Regions from separate parts of the Homo sapiens genome. Here region 2 is linked to region 1. Evidence: chromatin loops called from intact Hi-C (ENCODE). Cell type or tissue: transverse colon. All regions are shown on one strand. Each heading gives the region's core, and the rest is flanking DNA. Links, peaks and the distances in the headings are about the cores only.

What was found. A loop is a pair of places that touch in the nucleus more often than their neighbours do. Peaks named below come from ENCODE experiments on the same cell type or tissue, not always from the same donor. Only the 100,000 strongest peaks of a DNase experiment are listed, where the experiment ranks them.
Region 2: a loop joins it to region 1, with 2.2 times the contacts of the local background. A loop is called at or near these places in 2 of 110 quality-filtered maps.

The regions. Positions count from the first base shown.
Region 1 is chr17:80,801,999-80,807,995 of GRCh38, reverse strand. All of the region lies in intron 7 of RPTOR (regulatory associated protein of MTOR complex 1), which reads right to left. It overlaps LOC101928855 (a long non-coding RNA gene), which reads left to right and starts at 2,364. Exons shown (of 4, transcript NR_110852.1): 1 at 2,364-3,029; 2 at 3,122-3,331; 3 at 3,488-3,715; 4 at 4,257-5,997. In transverse colon, for the core only: no CTCF peak of the experiment used is centred there; no DNase peak of the experiment used is centred there.
Region 2 is chr17:80,581,577-80,588,572 of GRCh38, reverse strand. The region is part of intron 1 of RPTOR (regulatory associated protein of MTOR complex 1); the gene reads right to left. LOC105371922 (a long non-coding RNA gene) reads left to right here and starts at 1,612. Exons shown (of 5, transcript XR_007065932.1): 1 at 1,612-1,749. In transverse colon, for the core only: no CTCF peak of the experiment used is centred there; no DNase peak of the experiment used is centred there.

The DNA.
Region 1 (5,997 bases), core at 1-5,000:
GGATGCACGTTATAGTTTCTAAAGCAGGTCACCAAAACTATGGCCCAAGGACCACATCCAGCCAGGAGCATGTTTTCTTAAGGCCCCCAGGCTAAGAATGGTTTTTACATTTTTAAAGAGTTGTAACAATGGGAAGACTATGAGACAGAGACCTTACATGGCCTGCAAAGTCTAAGGCATATACTATCTGGCAGTTAATGGAAAAAACAGGATGCTCAAAGTATAGTAAAGAATATAAAATTAACAAGCCAACAGAAGAGAAGAAAGGTGTAATAAAATTGCTAAATCAACTCAAAAGATGGTAAGGGAGGAGAAAAAAGAAAAGTTAAAAAAAAAAGGGGCTTGGCCGGGCACAGTGGCTCATGCCTGTAACCCCAGCCCTTTGGGAAGCCAAGGTGGGCGGATCACCTGAGGTCAGGAGTTCAAGACCAGCCTGGCCAACATGGTGAAACCCTGTCTGTACTAAAAATACAAAAAATTAGCCAGGTGTGGTGGTGTGTGCCTGTAATCCCAGCTACTTGGAAGTCTGACGCAGGAGAATCACTTGAACCTGGGAGGTGGAGGTTGCAGTGAGCTTGAGATCGTGCTATTGCACTCCAGCCTAGGCCACAAGAGTGAGACTCCGTTCCCCCCGCTCCAAAAAAAAGGGTGGTGGGGTGGCTAGAATAAAAAGCAACAGGAAAAAAAAAGGATGAAGCAAGTAGGAGGCAGACTTAAACCCAAATATATCAATTACTACACTAAATGTAAACAAACTAAATACTTTAATTAAAACCAAAAATGTTCTGTCTCTATTTTAAAACAAAACTAAATAAAAGCTAACTATATTGCCAAAAAGAGATCTACCTTATATACATATGGATAAAAAAGATGCATTCTGCAAACACTAACCAAGAGACAGTTGTTCAGCTACGATACTTTAAAAATGTGGACTCTAAGGCAAAAGGCATTACCAGAGATAAAGGGTGACATATCTTGATGATAAAAGGTTTGCTTCATTCTCCCAAGAAGGGTGAGTTGGTACGGTTAATCTGGCCTTCTTCAGTTCTGAGGGTTAATGCATGTGGTCAAAAGGGAAATGAGTTTTTAATTTAAAGTAAAATGTAAAAACTTGTCAAAATTATTTCTTCAACAAGAAAAGAAGAGGCTGTTAAGATATATGTATAAGCAAAAGAGAATTTAAAAAAAAGAAAAAATCAAAGAAAAAAGATATACGTATAAGCAATATTCCTAATTAAAAATGGGACAGATTATAGGAAACCATAATATGGCACAAGGCTGATGATGGTAGAGCAGGGATTTGGGGCAAGGTTGTTCTTGGAAAACGACTAAGTATTCACAACACTGATGGTAACTAAAGTATAGGCAATTAAGGTGGTCAGTGTGTCTAGGTCCCCAATTAACATAAGAGTAGAGATCATTTAAATAAGAAGCTTTCCAACTTGTTTGATCATGAGCCCTAGGAATATTTTTGGTGACCAGACAAACACACATACACAACCACATATAAAGATACATATTCACAGGTTCGTACCCTGTCCATGCCTCCAAACAACAGAAACAAAAAAGCAAACCAAAAAAGAGATACATGTTCAAGCAACAGGACCACGGAACACTTATCTTACTATGAAAACAATGACATTTTCTTCTTTTTTAAAATGCTGGCTGTGACCCACCTAACTGGTTTCATAGCCACTAATCAACCATGACTTGAACTTTGAAAAACATTGACTTAAAGGAAGCAGTTGTTAATTTCTCCAGGAGGATATACTGGCTCAGGGTTACCGAAATGGTTTGGAGTGAACATGGCACCCGAGAGACAATAGAAACTAGAAAGTTCCATAATTCCACCCCTGCATAAGCTGACTGGCTTTTTAAAAACCACCAGAGGCGGCTTGTTTTTTAATGATTTTTAAAAATCTCTGCTCGGTTTCTAAATCACATGGTTCATATGCACAGTGCTGCCATCTCTTTGGATCCTGTCCTTCCGTATTTAATGGTTCCCCTAGTACAGACTTCTGCTCATCTTTACTTGTGAAGTAAATGTAGGGTTGAACTCGGGAGGAAGTTTCCCTGACTTAACAGTAAGCAGAGTTAATATTACAGGAGATAATTCACCTTTTACCTGACTTACTATAGAACGACAAATTATTGCCCCTTCCTGGAGTCAGTCAACAACAACAATGGACAGGAATGGCCACTCTGGAGGCTGCAAACAAAAACCACAGGGAGAGATGGGGCCACAGCGAGGCGAGGGGTAATTCCCCATTTTCTTATTCAACATGTTGATGACATAATGAAAAGCAGATTCTTTTTTATTAAACAGGCAGATTCCAAAGCCCATCAGAAAGACATCTGAGCCCATGTTTATTTTTGAAGCACTTCTGCAAAACAGATTTTCTGTGGGCTTCCCGGTGTCAGGGCCGACCTTCAGACAGACCTTTCCTGAGAGGCAGCTGCAGGAGTCACATGGGAGAAGCCACCTCCAAGCAGAGTCTCCTGAGAAGCTGCTGAAAGGCCTGCCACATCGAGAAAAGCAGCTCCTAAAATAAGGGGAAGCAGGACGGGCTCCAGCAGAGCCGGGGTTGGGGAGCACTTCCCTCCGGAGGCACTGGCCGCCTCCAGGCTGTCTCCAGACGCCACTCTCACCTGCACGCTGCATCTCATCAGGGAGCTTCTCTGCAAAAATCTGGCCTAAAGAGGGTGGGAGGGGAGGAGGGTGAGCTTCCAGGATGGGGCGTGGAGCTCTCCTGCTGTGGAAGTATCTTCAACGAACACTCCACGGTTCTGACAGAGATTGCCACCACCTTCCCCCGACTGTCCTGAGCTCATCTGGATCTTTCTGTCTCTGAAAAGATGCTGAAATCCCAGAGTCACTTCCTAGCCTGGTTGTAAATTGTGTCTTCCTGTGAATTTGTTAAAACACCCTAGGAAAGACAGTTTCCAAATACAGGCAGCCTTGTGTGGTTATGCCTGATTTCTGGGATAATCCTCTGAGGTTTTCCTGGTGGGCATGCATCACACAGAAGGTCAGCACTCCTCCTACCACTGGGCACCCGGGGCTTGGGTCAAAATAACCGGTCTCTCCTCCCATGCTGTACACATCCCCTCATTTTGTCAGGTCCACATGGAACCCGCCCTTTGAGACCAGGCATCTTGATGCAGAAAACTCATGCCACTTTCCTCAGAATCGCACTCACAAACACGCAGAGGGACGTGAAGGGATGGACGTCCTTCCACACGCCAGCCGATGCAGAGTTGGGGGTGGCATCACACAGACCCGGCTCTGTCCTCCAGGCTCGGCCACTCCTAGCTGTGCGACTTTGGGCAGGTGAGTTAACCTCTCTGAGACTCAGTCACTTCATCTAGAAAATGAAGGAAACACCTTCGCGTGGGCCTGGAGCTGTCTTCGGGGCTTGCTGCTGTCCTCCCTGGGACGGGGCGGGACAGGATGCCTTTGTCTCTGTAGATCTATGTTTTGCTTTAGGGAAACAGAAGGCAGGAAAGGAGCTCTCTTGCACTTGCTTCTTAATTGTCTTCAGCCCAACAATTCTTCATATTTCGGGGAGGCACATTCTGGTCTCCAGAAACAGCTAGAAGACACAGCAGCTACACACGCAGCCACACTAAATCTGTTTGGGTCATCATCCATGGAAATAATCGTAGAGATCTCTTAGCCTCTTCTAGCAAAAGGAGTGCTCGCCCGCCTTCTCAGGTGAGAACACCACGGCCCTCCTGCTGGCCGTCAGTCGCCCCCACCCCCTCTGCAAACGGAGCCACTAGTCAGGCTTGTGCCACTGCCCCTTCTGCGGCCACTGCGGGTCACGCCACTGATTCATGGAGCAAAATGTCCTCTGTAGGTAGCCATCAAGCTCCTAAGTGCCTCAGTTTCCCCATCTGATGCAGTGGTCTGAGTCAGACTCACACAGGCCCCTGTAGACCCATTAAGTGCTGCCAGGTTAGCGGTGTTAATTATAAATACTGAAGCTACATATGCCTCTTTCAAAGAAGGCCCTTGCCACACAGCCCAAGCTCGTGCCTGGCTCAGAGGCTGTGGGGCTCCCCGTCTGGAACGCTGCCCCTGGTCCCGGCATGGCTGCTCCCGTCTGGCCAGGTGGTCTCAGTTCCAGTGTTGCCTCTTCATGGGCCTCATCAGGCTGCCCAATCAAAGAAGCATCCAGGCACTCTTGTGTGCGATCACATGGCTCTCCTGGTACATTCACACTCCTCTTATGTGCGTTTCTTCCCCTGATCAGGATGTAAGTTAACGAGCAAGGACTTGGCTCCAGAGCCTCGGACAGGCCCTAGCACACAGCCAGTCCGCAGCAGATGTCTGCTGAATGAACGGTGAATGAACAAACGTGCTGAGAAACACACGCGGGGTCTGAAAAGTGCGCTCGAGCCTGGAACCCGAGGCCCCGCTGACGAGCTGGCCACTCACGCAAAACATACTGGCATCGAGGTCAGAAGACAACACACGCACATCAGAACGGGGAGGCCTTTCTCTGAAGGGCCACAGGGCACAGCGACCAGGCTCTGACAGAGGGGACTGTGCAGCACGGAGCAGCAAACTGAGAAGCCAGCAGCGGCGGCTGGGGGCAGACACAGCAGGACGGGTGGGGGCGGACACAGGCTCCGCCACCGACAGGGGACCCTCGTGTGACTCTCTGTGACCCTGAGCAAGTCTCTCCACCTCCCTTGCCTCGGTTTCCAGAAGTTTAAATGGAGATGGCCTCAGAGGCTGCTCGCCGGGTGGCTGTGATGAGCACCGGAAAAGCCACCACACACCCGGGGTCCCCGGTTATGCTGGCGCCTCACGCCACACTGCTTTATCACCGATTGCAAGTCTGCAGCCACGCACATAGGAACAACGGCAGGGCACTGAATCCTGCAGGATAAACAGATCCAAGGAGGCACCCCTGCCAGAGGAGGCACTCCAGGCACCCCACCAGAACCAGGGGTTGTGAGGAACCGAAGGGCCGTGCGGGCAATGGAGCTGGAGCAACAGACTCTCAGGGAAGGTTAAGGAGAAATGGCAGACTGGACGGAGGGAGGTGCACCTGCTGAACTACGATGCGTCTAGAGAAGAGGCATCAATGGGGGCTGAGCCTCATCCCGGTTATGCGACCGCAGTGACGTGTGCCTCCATAGGTACTGAGCCGTCTGAGATGACTCCTACACAAGAGCAAAGGCCAACATCAGAAAGGACGGCCAAGGGGCACTGACCAGGCACACGCTCAGCCTCACTGCGGCCTCTTCCTCGCTCTGCACCTGGGAGCCTGCCTTCAAGGAACGGAAGCTGCCCTCCAATCAAGCTGTGCTCCTGCATCTCCGCAGAGCGAGGGCTTCCTTTAGAGATATCCAGACACATGCATTTTCTTTTCCTTTTCTTTTTTTTTTTTTGAGATGGAGTCTCACTCTGTCGCCAGGCTGGAGTGCAGTAGCATGACCTCAGCTCACTCACTGCAACCTCCGCTTCCTGGGTTCAAGCGATTCTTCTGCCTCAGCCTCCCAAGTAGCTGGGACTACAGGTACACGCCACCATGCCCAGCTAATTTTTGTATTTTTAGTAGAGACGGTTTCACCATGTTGGCCAGGATAGTCTCGATCTCTTGACCTCATGATCCGCCTGCCTCAGACTCCCAAAGTGTTGGGATTACAGGTGTGAGCCACTGCGCCCAGCCCACGTTTTCTTTAGGATGCTGGGAGGTGCAGAGCCGTGAGGAGGTGGAGCGAATGCCACAGATGTTACAGCTCCGTGCTCTGTGGCGCAGGCCTTTGTTTTGATGACAAATACCAGGGTTTGGGTACCACTGTGAAGGAAACGGAAGATCTCCGTGCTGTGTGCAGGTTCCCTGGGGTGGCCTCTGAACCTCTCACATTCCCCCTTGGCTGCACGTCTGCAATTTCATCTCAGAACCAAGCCTCCTCCACCCCTACCAATCCGGATGAGCTAAGGAGGCCTTGCTGGGGTGCACATCGAACACGAAGGGGACC
Region 2 (6,996 bases), core at 1,030-6,029, 220 kb after region 1:
ATTGAAATCGGCATGTTCAAGACACATCTGCATACCCATGTTCATTGCAGTGTGGTTCACAATAGCCGAGATATGGAATGTACCAAGGTGTCCAACAAAAAATGAGTGGATAGGCCAGACGTGGTGGCTCACTCCTGTAATCCCAACACTGGGAGGCTGAGGAGGGCAGATCACCTGAGGTCAGGAGTTTGAGACCAACCTGACCAACATGGTGAAACCCCATCTCTACTAAAAATACAAAAATTAGCCAGGCGTGGTGGTGAACACCTGTAATCCCAGCTACTCAGGAGACTGAGGCAGGAGAATTGCCTGACCCCGAGAGGCGGAGGTTGCAGTGAGCCGAGATTACACCACTGCACTCCAGCCGGGGCGACATGGCGAGATTCCATCTCAAAAAAAAAAAAAAGAATGGATAAAGAAAATGTGATATACATGCACCATGGAATACTACTCAGCCATTAAAAAAAAGAAGGAAATCCTGTCATTTGCAACAACATGGATGAACCAGGAGGACATTACGTTAAGTGAAATAAGCCACAGAAGGACAAACACCACATGATGTCACTTACATGAGAAATCTAAAAAAACGAAACTCACAGAAGCAGAGTAGAATGGTGGTCACCAGAGGTTAGTGGGTGGAAGGGGTAGGGGAGATGTTGGTCAAAAGGCACAAGCCTTCAGTTGGACAGAGAGTAAGTTCAGAGATCTACTATGCAGCATGCTGACTATAGTTAATAACACTATATATTTTAAAATTGCAAAGAGATTGCAAATGGTCTCACCACCAAAAAAAAAAAAGATACATATGTGTGGTGATGGTTGTTAATAAGCTCGATTTAATCATTCCCCAATGTATATATCTATCAAAACATCACATTGTATCTCATAAATAAATACAACTTTTCAAAGTCGGGGCCAGGGGGAAGTAAATTACAGCCATGATATAATACATACCCACAGGAATGAACACAGTAAAAATGCGTAACAGTGTGGGCCGGAGTGTGGTGCAGCAGAAACAACCTCAGCTAAAACCCAACCCGATTACTACGCAATTCCACTCCTAGGCAACTACCTCCCGAAAATCCACACAGGTGCTAACCAAAATTCATATATAAAAACACTTATAGCAGCACTATTCATCATACACACACACTGGGCAACCCAAGTGTTCGACACTGTATTCAATGGCTCACGACAACAGCAAGAATAACCGCCGCTACACACGGCAACAGAATCGATCTCGGGTGTCTTACAAGACACAAAAGAGCGCAGATACTATGATAATGTTTATATACGTTTCCACACCAGGCAAAGCTGTATTATTTCGGGGATGCACAAACAGTTGATAAAACTGTGAGAAAAGAAAAAGGCAAGCGAGTGCATGCTGCACAACCAGGAAAGGGGAACTGCGGGGGAGGCCAGAGGGGCGAGCGGGGCTGCGCCGGGCCGGTGAGGCGCCCCGTCTGCACCCGACAAGCCCCGTGTTGTTTCTGGATATTCCACCGCATACTTGGCTGCGCGTCCTTCTGTACACACAGCACATTCTCGAAGCTTACAAAGGTCGAGAACATTGCTGACGTGGCCCATGACCGGCTCGTGTGTTCATCCGGCAGACGCGGAGCACAGCTACATGCTGAGCATGCTATGCAGGACCTGCTTGCCAGCGAGCCCGTGAAAATCCAGTCCAAGGAACAGGAACAGCTATCACACATGGCAAAAAGGCGAGAAAGGCCATGAGAAACATATCAGGTTAGTAGAGGAAAAATCAGACGTTTGGTCCAGACCCTAAAGAGCTGCTGGTGGCATCTGAACATTCAAACTCGGGACAGACTTGGAGTAGAAGGAACGGACACCGGCGTCCCTGACCGTGATGGGCAGGACAGGAAGCTGCAGCGCCCGGGGCTGCTCTTCAGTTCCCGCCTGGCAGCTGAACCACAGGCCCCCATGGCAGAGGGGGAGGAGAGAGGGGAGGGCTGCCATGCCCGGACCCTGCCCAGCCAGAGCGACACAGGCAGAAACAGGAAGGCGGGTACCAGAGCACCACCATGGCCCAAACTTTCTTACTGCTTTTTTCCTTTTAATTCTTTGTTACTTTTTTGAAACAGAAACTGAAGTGTTGAATTTTTGGCCAAATGGAAAGTGGAGTGAAAAACAGACACCCACATCTTTGGAGGCAACTTTCCCCAATCCATGACCTGTGATCACGACGTGGTTACTACATACAGGATCACGGGGCAGGCAGGAGGCACCAATCAGTCACAAGACTCAATTTACCAAAATCTATGACAGCCCAAGTGTGGATTTTTGTCTCTCAGGCTCAATTTCAGAGAAAAATAGGCCTGTATAAAACTAGCATCTGTGGAGAGATCAGGATGGGTTGAAGTAGAAGTTAATATATGGCTTCCCAGTTGAACCAAACAATTAAATCTATGCCAGAAACGGGGGATTGATGCCCTCACAGACTCGCAACATCCTGCCTAGCGGCCCCTCCATCTGCCTGGCTGCAGAGCGCCTCCCGACAAACTGCAAACAACATTGTGACAGATGTGGAAATGTTAGCTCACGGCCACCACTGAGAACGGGGCTCAGAAGACCTCGGAACAATATTTAATGCGTTGTATTGAGGAATTCTGAACAGAGAGTGTATATACCTAAATTATAAAAGGAAGCAGACTTAGAATGAGTATTTTTCATAAATACTACAAATTTTGAACCTCTAGCCACTACAGAATTGGTTTAACAGGCATTCAAATACTTTAAAACCCAAACCAAAAATAATATAATTCCTAAATTAAGTATACCTCCAGGCTCCTCTTCATATTACACATTATAAAATCTAATCTATATATAAGTGGCTCCAAGTAGAATTCACTTTGAGAAGCAGCACTGTGCCTAAACTATGCAACTGCTTAAGGCACATAAGCCTGAGCGACGTAGCAGCGTGCACACTCAGGACCACCCTACGCAAGTGCTGTGCACCGTGTGCCCGGGGCTGTAGGACCCAGGGCCACCCTAACGGGTGCAGCAGCCCTGTGCGCCTCCACGGCACTGAGGAAAAAATAATAAACCGGCCAGCCGCGGTGGCTCACGCCTGTAATCCCAGCACTTTGGGAGGTTAAGGCGGATGGATCATGAGGTCAGGAGTTCAAGACCAGCCTGGCCAACATGATGAAACCCTGTCTCTACTAAAAAATACAAAAATTAGCTGGGCGAGGTGGCGCGTGCCTATAATCTCAGCTACTCAGGAGGCTGAGGCAGGAGAATCGCTTGAACCCGGGAAGCGGAGTTTGCAGTGAGTCGAGATCGCACCACTGCACTCCAACCTGGGCGACAGAGCAAGACTCCATCTCAGGAAAAAAAAAAACAAAAATAATAATAATAATAATAATAATAATAATAATAATAAACCAAAGCACTGAAACAAGAACAGGATATTATAAAACTAACCACATTCTTACATAATTTGGTTTTAATTCAATTTCCAAATGGCACCCCTCCCTAGCTTTCTACAGCTATTCACATAAAAGCAAAGTCTCATTTTCTTTCAGAAAAGTGTAACAGAGTTGGGGGAAAGGATACAAAACCCAGCCATAGCCAGCTCACGCTCTTTCTATATTTTATGAATCCATACAAATAATATGTGGCTTATCTTAAATGTTTGAGTTCTGGTAACATCTTGCCAGTGAATACCCAACACATCCAAGATCATTTATTTTAATAAAGCCTCATAACTCACCAGCTACCACAGCCTCGATTTAACTCAAGGATCAAAGCATAATTCCCATTTTCTCATGGTAACAATGTTTCTAAGTGGCTAAGAGATAAAAGCAGTAAACACATGATGGCGTCCACGTTCCATCCGGACAGGCCCGTGAAGCTGAATTCTGCGGTGGGCCAGTCTCAGATAAGGGGAAGCCCCAAAGAAGTCAAAAGGGGAAAGGTTGTGGGAAAAATGAAACACAGGAAAAGGACTTTCTCTGCCATTTTATTGAGACATGGTAAACGGAGTAACACATAAAGGAAAAATCGCACTCCTGGCAGAGTCTTCCCTCCATCCGCAGATGATGATTCTGGAGGTTTTTATAGCAGTGGTCCTCTTTGTTCTCGGTGGTCAGGAGAATTTCCACAGGGCTTTTTCCCAGAAGAATTCCACTCATCTTGAAAGGCAGTTATTTATGAGTCACCTTATAAGGTTTAAATTATTATTTTTTCATTTTTTTTTAGCTCCCCTGAGTTCTGACCTTAAAAGCTCAAAGAAAAATTCAGCACTTCACAACCCTCCTCTGAAACCCCCAGGTGACTAGTTTCTCTAGAGCTCTCAGTAAAAATCCAACACACAGAAACTAAAAACCCCATCAAAGTGCAATTCAAGTCAGGACACTGATTCCCCTTCACTGCTGAGAAAGAACTCAGCATCAGATGACAACACTCAAGATAAAAGCGGGGGTCTCCTCGGCCTGGCTCAGCCCGCACTGCCTGGCTCCAGCTCCCTGCTGGGTCCCCCTGCGCCATGCCCCTGACCTCTGCAGAGCAGGCCCCACAGCCAGGTCTGGGAGCAAACAACCAACAGCACCTTCACCGCCTGCAGCCACAGGCAGCTGCCCGAGGACAGGAGGCAGAGGGTGACCACTGCAGAGCTGGGGGACACCCTCCGCCACTGCCTCAGTGACATGGACACCTGGGCAAAGGTCTCTTTCTCCACTCATCATGGGCCAAATAAGAGCACATTAGGTACCCCTTGCCTCCTCCTGACCAACGGCAGGGCTGGAGGCAGCTGCACCTGCATATCATCGGAGAGCTGATTCCGGGGGTGCATTCTCGTTTCTACTCTACAATAGCTTTCCTCAGGGGAACCTGCAGCACTTTCCAGAGACGTCCTTGTTATTCCCCCTTCACTACCGGGTTGGGAGGCCAGTGGATGATCCTCACAGTACAGATGAAGACTGAAGGCAAGAGGCGGGACGGCTCCCGGGAGCATAGGTGCTGGGCCCAGAGGTAGCACAGGCTCCTGCCAGCCCTCAAGAGGCCTCCACCAGCTCACAAGGTCCCACGTGGGACAGGCCTCAGAAAGAGGCAGTGAACAGCTGGGCGCAGTGGCTCACACCTATAATCCCGGCACTTTGGGAGGCTAAGGCTTGCAGATCACTTGAGGTCAGGAGTTTGGGACCAGCCTGGCCAACATGGCAAAACCCCATCTCTACTAAATGTAGAAAAATTAGCCTGGCATGATGGTGCCCACCTGTAATCCCAGCTACTCAGGAGGCTGAGGCAGGGGAGAATCACTTGAACCAAGGAAGCAGAAGCTGCAATGAGCGGTGATCGCGCCACTGCACTCCAGCCTGGGCAACAGAGCAAGACTCTGTCTCAAAAAAAAAAAAAAAAAAAAAAAACAGGAAAGAGGCAGTGGACAGGGACCACAGTTAGCATTTTCTAACAAACAGCTTGGTTGACAACTGCCTTTATGTGTACTGAAAGTATAACTGAGAATATTTAGCCAGGCGTGGTGGCGCATGCCTGGGGTCCCAGCTACTCAGGAGGCTGAAGTGAGAGGATTGCTTGAACCTGGGAGGTGAAAGTTGCAGTGAGCCAAGATCACACCACTGCACTCTGTCAAGCCTGGGTGATAGAGTGGGACCCCGTCTCAAAAAAAAAAAAAGAAAAAAAAAGAAAGAATAATAGAGACTAAAAATTGTGAAAAATTTTTCTAATAGATTTAAAACAGCCCATTTGGCCATGCGCGGTGGCTCACGCCTGTAATCCCAGCACTTTGGGAGGCTGAGGCGGGCGGATCACGAGGTCAAGAGATCGAGACCATCCTGGCCAACATGGTGAAACCCCGTCTCTATTGAAAATATAAAAATTAGCCAGGCATGGTGGCGGGCGCCTGTAGTCCCAACTACTCGGGAGGCTGAGGCAGGAGAATCGCTTGAACCCAGGAGACGGAGGTTGCAGTGAGCCGAGATCACGCCATTGCACTCCAGCCTGGGCAACAGAGCAAGACGCTGTCTCAAAAAAAAAAAAAAAAAAAAAAGCCCATTTGTCTGACCGCTGTCACCCTCACACTCAAGCATATGTGTCAGATGCACACATGTATGTGCGATCAGAGAGGGCCGTGCAGCTCAGGGAAGCAGGATCTGCGTCCACACAGTCCAATTGTTCAGGGAACAGAAAAGAAGTGGTTCCAACCTGCTGGGTCTGCACTCAGGGACTTGGCAACAGTGCTCCTTTTATTCACATCAATCACAGTACACACGCATTCTTACCCCACCTTACAGGAAACTGATGTTCTGAGTGTTTAAAGGTTCAACCCATCTAAGTCCACAAGCCAGGAATCAGCTGAGCTGTCCTCTGAATCCAGGTCCACCTAGTAACCACGCTTCCACCACAAGCATCTTTCCAGCAACATAGAAATCCCGTGACATCCTGAGAGGGGTCATTTAGTTCCTCCTGGAATGTTCAATGAGTGAGATGAGGCTGTTTGTCCCATGGCAGTGTCCACTTGCAGCTGGCCCTCAGAAGCCATGGCCAGAGCTCTCCCTCTCTAGTGCCCAGGGCAGCACTTCTCAGCCTGGAAAGGAGTATCCAAGTTCCTCCAGAGCCTTCTCTCTCCTTCAACATCCCCAGCCCTCTGCAACTCTCCCTAAGGGGAGCTGCTTCCAGGTTTCTCAGGGTCCTAGATCACTCCCCTTGGCCACCATTTCTCAGGTGTGCTCTGTGAATGCAGCTCAAAATAGAAGGTCCAGAAGAAAATCAGATGCTCCATGAGCAGTCTCCACTGCAGAGAATAACAGGGATCCACAGGCCCGATGTGCAGTATCCACTGCAGAGAATAGCAGGCATGCACTGGCCCAATGTGCAGTCTCCACTGCAGAGAATAACAGGCATGCACTGGCCCGATGTGCAGTCTCCACTGCAGAGAATAGCAGGCATGCACTGGCCCGATGTGCGGTCTCCACTGCAGAGAATAGCAGGCATGCACTGGCCCGATGTGCGGTC